Linked DNA regions of Homo sapiens: region 2 is linked to region 1. The links are chromatin loops, found by intact Hi-C in ENCODE. Cell type or tissue: CD4-positive, alpha-beta T cell. All regions are shown on one strand.

Region 1 (4,000 bases):
ACTGGGCAGTTAAGTAAGCTAAGATGATCTTACCTTCTCAGGAACAGACCTGGTGCTGTGTAGCTTATCTTTTAACTCAAAATGAGAGAGCAGCTACAGAAATATACACTCCCTGGTATAAGCTGTAAATAGCTGCAACTGTTGCTAACAATAGCAATAAATCCAGAAAAGGAACAACTGAAACTTTAACCAGAGCATACACAACTCAAAATACTTTTTAGCCTTAAAAAGTGTTTTAAAAAAAGTTATTTCCAGGGAGCCGGGTGAGGTAGCTCACGCCTATAATCCCAGGACTTTGGGAGGCTGAGGCAGGCAGATCACCTGAGGTCAGGAGTTCGAGACCAGCCTGGCCAACATGGCAAAACCCTGTCTCTACTAAAGATACAAAAAACTAGCTGGGCGTGGTAGTACATGCCTGTAGTCCCAGCTACTCAGGAGGCTGAGGCAGGAGAATCACTTGAACCTGGGAGGTAGAGGTTGCAGTGAGCCGAGACTGCACCACTGCAAGCCAGACCCTGTCTCAAAAAAAACAGTTGTCTCCTTGCAAGTTGTTTAAATTATGAGTACTTTAGAATGCTTTGTTGACATTACTTGTTAAAGTTCTTCTCTATAAAAGGTTAGTTTTTGTTGGGGTAAAATGAAGGATCCAAATTTAATTGTGAAATGGTTACTTTTTAAAAGTTAAAATACAGAGCATCAGATTTGTTCTAAACACATTGCATTTATTCTTAAATAGTTTTTTTCTTGCATACTTAATAAATGTATGTAATTAAAAGAAAGATTTCCTGGCGTTTATTTAAAGTTGCAGTGTATTGCAGGAAAATCATAATTTTCCTAGTAGCCTGGTCCCTGCTAGTCAGGAGGTGGGTAGACCCCTTATTGCTGGGCAGTCTTAGGAAAGAATGCTTTTTCGTTGTTGTTGTTTGTTTGTTTTGAGACGGAGTCTCGCTCTGTCGCCCAGGCTGGAGAGTAGTGGTGTGATCTTGGCTCACTGCAAGCTCTGCCTCCCAGGTTCAAGCCATTCTCCTGCCTCAGCCTCCAAAGTAGCTGGGACTACAGGCACCTGCCACCACGCCCGGCTAATTTTTTTCTATTTTTAGTAGAGACGGGGTTTCACCGTATTAGCCAGGATGGTCTTGATCTCCTGACCTCGTGATCCATCCGCCTCGGCCTCCCAAAGTGCTGGGATTACAGGCGTGAGCCACTGCGCCCAGCAGGAAAGAATGTTTGAAAGATTGGCCTCTGTTTTAGCCACCAGCCCTGTCACATTCAGGAGGGGATAGTCCAGACCTCAGTGGGAGGGAACTGCCATATTATCATCATTAGTGGGGAAGACAAGTAAATTTCTAGGCCACAGGCTTGTGTTCCCTTCTAGCAAGTATTTCAGTGGTATCTTATAACTTCATAGCAATCTAAGAATAGCATACTAAAAGAGCTAAACTGAGTTTCTCAATTATTCAGCAATAATGATAAACCCCCTAATGGTTTTTCCCAACATTTTATTATGAAAATGTCCAAACAGCAAAGTTAAAAGAACTTTACAGTGAACACTGTTTACCAAGGTTTTACCATTAATATTTTACTTGTTTTATCCCTTAACTAACTCTGTCCATCAGTCCATCTTGTTTTATTTATTTTTTTGAGACGGAGTCTCTCTGCGTCGCCCAGGCTGGAGTGCAGTGGTGCAATCTCGGCTTACTGCAACCTCCGTCTCCCAGGTTCAAGTGATTCTCCTGATTCAGCCTCCCAAGTAGCTGGGGTTACAGGCACCCACCATCACGCCTGGCTAATTTTTGTATTTTTAGTAGAGATGGGGTTTCACCATGTTGGCCAGGCTGGTCTTGAACTCCTGACCTCAGGTGATCCACCTGTCTCAGCCTCCCCAAGTGCTGGGATTTACAGGTGTGAGCCACTGCACCCAGCCTAATCCATCTTAATTTTTGATGCATTTTAAATTGCTGACATCTGTACCCATCCTTCTAAAAGTCCTCACATGACTAGAGTTTAACATTTGTTTTTTTCTTTTGTTGTAAAATTTACATAGAATGAAGTACACAGATTAACTCTACATTACTTAAATTTATATAAATGTATACACCTGTGTAACCCAAACATCTGTCAACATATAGAGTACTACCACCATCCCAGCAAGTTCTCTCCTGCCTCTTCCAGGTGAACCTCTGCCCCCATCCTCCCAGAGGGAAACACTGTTTGTTTGTTTGTTTGTTTCTGCTACAGATTTTCCTCTTCTAGAACTTCACGTAAGTGAAATTATCCATTATGTATTCCTCTTGATGATTTCTAAAAGAAATTCTTAAGAAATTAAAAGGGTTTCCGAAACAAGGAGAATAATTGATAAAGAAAATATCAGAGATCAGATTGATTACTTCATTAAATGTATTTATTATGAGAACCTCTAATCTGTGGATATAGAAATCTGAAAGACAGACCCTGCCCTCGAGGAGATCACATTGTCCTGGCAGATAAAGTACAAACATGCAGTTAGAGACAGGCAAGAAACAGTTATCACTTGGCACAGAAGGGGCCTAATCCAGCCTGGGAGGCGATGGAGAAATCAAGAGACATTTACATTTTCACTTTGGAACTTGTCTCGGGCAGCCAGTGCTCTTTATTTTCCATAAAAGTCTAGAACCTCTTAACTCAAAATGATTTGTCCTGAAATGGCAGTTTTACAACACTGAGTAGGTGTAACACAAACTCGCTAAATAAAATAAATGAGGAAAAACTGTAAAAGGCACAAACTGAAATTATTGGGGATTCTGTTTTCCTCTAGTTCGAGTTGAAATAGACTCAAATAGATGTGTTATTGCTCCCAAACACAAATAACATGCATTCCTGTTCTTGGATCACAAGTGGCAGAAGCTTTCAAGAGCTCTAGATAGCAACAGCAAAACTTTAATCTTCTTGGACTTCCCTTTAACCTTCTCAAGGTATATAAAACTGTTGCTGGTTGGGCATGGTGGCTCATGCCTATAATCCCAGCACTTTGGGAGGCTGAGGCGGGAGGATCATTTGAGGCCAGGAGTTTGTGACCAGCCTAGGCCAACATAGCAAGACCTCATCTCTACCAAAAACCAAAACCAAATCAATTGTATCTTCAAACTGAGGCCCTCATCTCCTAATTTTTTTTACTCTTTACTTCCATATTTTACACACAGATTACAAATGAAAGATCCTCAGTTTCCACCTGTACCCACTTTTTCCTACCTTGGTCCTTCTCAGAACTCTATCACTGTTATTTAATGAGGAGGTAAAGCCCGAGAAAACCTGGAAATTTGTTTAGCCACACTTTCCCCAGAAAACTGAGAGGGCTAAGGAAAATTCTGAAGCTTCTTTTGCCCAAGGAAACAAGAAAGCTACTTACTATAAACCACCCATTATAGATATGATGACCCTTGAAAGAGAAATAGTTTATTTTTCTTCGTATTGTCTGAAACAAGAGAGCATCTCAGTGTAACTAAATGCATTTTTTAGTGTACATCAGAAGGAAGTAATTGCTTAATAAAGAGGGCCTGAACTGAGTTTGTTTTATTTCTGTTGATCATGAAAGGTAGAGCAGCTGTAGAGGTGAGCTGCCCTAAAACAATGTAAACAAGTCACTGCCTTAATGGTGCTTCTAACAGTAACAAAGCAGTGCTCCATGACAAACTATTCTAAAGAATACTTTCTTCTTGCTCTTCCTAGTCAATTTCATTCAATTGAGCTCCACAATTCAGAAACAGTGCCAGGAGGGATAAGAAAAATGGAGTGCCTGTACCTCTGAATCCTGACTCATGCACAAGTGTTTTATCTCAAATTGGCTAGACATTTCTCAGAGTAAAGGATCGCTGGCAGTGTTTGGAAACTAAAGGAGAATAAAGAACAGTCTCATCAATCATGCAGCTAATGTTGTGGACTGAATTCATATATTGAAGCCCTAACTTCCAATGTGATAGTATTTGGAGGTGAGGGCTTTGGGTGGTAATTAGGGTTAGATGAG
Region 2 (4,000 bases), 55 kb after region 1:
CTCTCCTGGCGAACATGTAGAGGCATAAGGCTCGTTTTAGCACACAAAGCAGTAGGTATGTCAAAATGAACCCATTTTGGGCAATTTTTCTCATGAGAAAACCAACACATTATTAGACAAGAAGTTTTTAAATGATGAGCGCTCAGACTGAGGGAGTAAGCCTCCCATTACCAGGGGTGTGTAAGTGGGAAGGCAATGACACTTGGTGGGTGGATCCCGCTGGATGCCTTTTGTAGTCCCCCCTCAGGGTTCCCACCAGCCTCAGCCAAGTGCACGTGGAAACTGCAAGGAGGGCTGGACGCAGAAGCGGAGGGGGATGGTGAAATGCTGCCAAAGCTTCAGGAAAGGGAAACAGGGTCTAGGGCTTCTTTCTTTCCTTCCTCTCTTTCTCTTTCTCTCTTTTTTTTTTTTCTACCTCTAATTGAGGACTTTTCTAGGAACATGAAGGCCTGTGTGTCGGAAATTATTTTTCTCCACTCTTCAGCCCTGGGCGCTTCCCCAAAGGGAGGAAGTTCAAAGTCTGATCCCACTGATATCATTGGCTGGGCAAGTCCCCTCCCCCTGGGCCTCAGCGTCTCCCTCTGGAAAAGCTGGAGGGGATCCCTTCAGTGCTGAGTTCTCAAGTCAGTGACGGACATGCCAGTGTGGGTGGGAGCACCACAGCAGGAGGAACAAGGCAGGGCAGAATGGCTCCCCTCATGGAGGGAGACAGGTGGGTACACTGGCCACAGTGGATCCTGGGCTTGGGGACAGCAAAATGACAAAAGCAGGCTTCTCATGCCTGTGCCAACAGGATGGACAGAATCCAGGCCAAGGGTGATCTCTTCCTACTGAGGACAAGGCTATCTGAGCCCTTAGGCTCCTTAAAGCAGTGGCTCCTACCTGGGGCAATTTTGCACTCCCTCTTCCCTGGGGAATACTCGCAATGTCTTGGTACATAGGTGCTACTGGCATCTAAGTAAGAGGAGGCCAGGGACGCTGCTAAATACCCTACGACGCACAGCACAGCCCCCACAACAAAGAATAATGTAGCCCAGCTTCCCACAGTGCCTAGGCTAAAGCCACACCACTCGCTAGACGGCCAGTGCCTCAAATTCTGCATCCACAACATGGGAATAACCAGAGTCCACCCTTGCTGCTGTGGTGAGGGGCAGATGAGAACCTCCACATGAAGTGTGAACGTCTGACGAATCCCGGCTCGCCTGGCCCCTTATGTAAAGGTGTAAGACACAGAGCGGAATCTGCCAAATGGCTTGGTTCCAGAGGGCTCCAGGCTGTTTCCAAGGACAGGACCCCCTAGTCCCACCTGAGCAGCACATGGTGGGAGATGTACCACATCTGAGGAGACTCCAGAGCAGGACCATGCAGAGGCTGGGCCAAGGCAGCCTCGGGGGAAGCCCCAGCTGCCGAGGGGAGGACTTGGAGCGCACAATGGCTTTTATAGCCCAAAGGGGGCCAGCGCCCTGGGGTTGACCCAGGCAGGGCTGGAGAGGGGGGTGGGCCTTGGGGTGCCTGAGGATGGTGCTGTACGCAGCCCAGGCTCAGGGCCACCCAGACCTGTATCTGAGTCCCTGCCCTGAACTGTGCCTGGTCTGAGCTTCAGGTCCTCATCTGGGAAGTAGAGCTTTCACTGTTCACCCACAAGGGTAGTCTGAGGTCTGGACAGCAGGGAAGCAAGGCTCGCCAGGTGCGGAGGTGCCGCCGAGTATGCAGGATGTCGTTGGAGCCTGGTCACCTGGGTACAAATCTGCACTCTTTGGCAGGCCCCTCGGATAAGCATGACGTGAAACAGGGGGCTGGCACTAGATTCCAGCTTAATGCATTTTTAAATTTTTAAATGAAGAACAGTGCCTTTCAGAAAATACTGACGCCAGTGCAGGACTCAGGGTCCTGGCGTGGGTCTTGTTCTCATCTGCTGGGCAGGAGCCACTGCACCAGTGGCCGCCTGTCTGGTGTGTCTGGTGCACCTGGCTGGCTCTGTGCTGTCTGGGCTGAGCACTGAGCTAGGTTTCCCATACGTCTGCTCTGTCATTCACGGCTGCATTGGCAGCCCAGAAGCCATGGATGTGGCTGCAGGAGCGTCTCCTCCAGTTGGGCAGCCTGCCTGGCTGGGGTGGGATACCTGGGTTCTGGCCCAGCTCTGTGGCCGGATGACACGGGGCAAGGCGTTTACTGCCCTGAGATCGATTTCCTGAAACATCAAGTGTTCTTTCACCACAGTCTCTAAGGCACACTGTTGCACACAGGATCCACATGAAAAGAGAAAAGGAAGCTGGGCGTGGTGACTCATGCACTCCCAGCACTTTGGAAGGCCAATGCGGGAGAATTTCTTGAGCCTAGGAGTTTGTGAGACCAGCCTGGGCAACATCGTGAGACCTCATCTCTGTAGAAAATTTAAAAATTAGCCGGGCATGGTGGCACACGCTTGTAGTCCCGGCTACTTGGGAGGCTGAGGTGGGAGGATTGCTTGAGCCTGGCAGGCTGAGGCTGTAGTGAGTTGTGTTCACACCAATGCAGTCCAGCCTGGGCGACAGAGTGAGACCCTGTCTCAAAAAACAAAACAGAAAACGAACTAAACAGGAAACTGGTCATAGATGGTCAATGGCATTTATTAAGTGTCTACTGTGTGCACTGCTCTAAATGCAACATTTCTGAGGGAGACAAGACACCAACCAGATACTCTGAGATCATTTGGTTCCCTGTCATCATTTTACAGATGACACTGAGGCTCAGAGAAGGGCAGAGGTTTGCTCTCTTTCCGCAATACAGCCCCTGCCCCATGCCTCTATTGCGGAGGATTCTCTGGCAAGACCAGCAGACTAGAGTCTGCAGTAATGGGGTGTGACAAGCTGGGGTGGGGGATGTGGCAGGGGGAGGGGACATGCAGGGAGGGGAGAGGGGAAGGAAGCAGCAATGCCCCCTGCTCCTCATTTCTCATCCCGAGTCACCCCATGGACCTTTGCTCTTGCTAAAGCACAGTGCTCACCCTCACCAGTCTCTTCCTGGCCCACCCTGGTGGGGGCCTCCTCACCAACTGACCAAGGGTGTTCACCAGCACAGCAATGAAGCGGACTCACTATCCACAAAGCACCTTATCTAACTTAGTTTTATTTAAGAAAAAAAGTAAAGATGAGAAACTCAACAATCCTTATCAAAACCCCAATGTCATTCTTCACAGCAAAAGAAGAAACAATCCTAAAATTCATGTGGAACCATAAAAGACCCTGAGTAACCATAAAAGACCCTGAGTAACCAAAACAATGCTGAAGAAGAAAAGAAAGTTGGGGGCATCACACTTCCTGATTTGAAATTATATTACAAAGCTATAGTAATCAAAACAGTATGATACTGGCATACAAACAGACACATAGACCAGTGAAACAGAATAGAGACCCCAGAAACAAATCCAAACACATATGGGTCAACTAATTTTTGATGAGGGTACCAAGAAGACACAATGGAGAAAAGATAATCCCTTCAATAAATGGTGCTAATAAACTAGATTTCCACATGCAAAAGAATGAAACTGGACCCATATCTTCTATTACACACAAAAAATCAACTCAAAATGGATAAAAGACCTAAATATAAAAATAGAAACTATAAAACTCTTACAGCCCAGGGGAAAAGCTCCTGGACACTGGCCTTGGCAATGATTTTTTTGGATATCATATCAAAAGCTCAAAATAAATAAATGGGACTACATCCAAGCTCCTGCACAGTAAAGGAGACAATAAGATGAAATGGCAGCCTACAGATTGGGAAAAAATATTTGCAAACCATGCATCTGATAAAGGGTTAACATCCAAAATTTATAAAGGACTCACATAACTCCATAGTGAAAAAACAAATAACCTGATTATAAAATGGGCAAAAGACCTGAATAGACATTTCTCCAAAGAAGACATAAAAAAATGGCTGACAGGTATATGAAAAGGTGTTCAACATCAGCAATCATCAGGGACATGCAAGTCAAAACCACTATGAGGTATCACTTCAT

The links. Peaks named below come from ENCODE experiments on the same cell type or tissue, not always from the same donor. Only the 100,000 strongest peaks of a DNase experiment are listed, where the experiment ranks them.
Region 2: it touches region 1 in a loop (3-fold over the local background); 1 of 110 quality-filtered maps calls a loop at or near these places.

Annotation. Positions count from the first base shown.
Region 1 is chr9:37,872,776-37,876,775 of GRCh38, forward strand. No RefSeq gene overlaps it. Among named protein-coding and RNA genes, the nearest start is that of SLC25A51, 29 kb to the right of the region's middle. In CD4-positive, alpha-beta T cell, no CTCF peak of the experiment used is centred here; no DNase peak of the experiment used is centred here.
Region 2 is chr9:37,927,552-37,931,551 of GRCh38, forward strand. All of the region lies in intron 5 of SHB (SH2 domain containing adaptor protein B), which reads right to left. Among named protein-coding and RNA genes, the nearest start is that of SLC25A51, 25 kb to the left of the region's middle. In CD4-positive, alpha-beta T cell, no CTCF peak of the experiment used is centred here; a DNase peak (open chromatin) is centred at 2,270.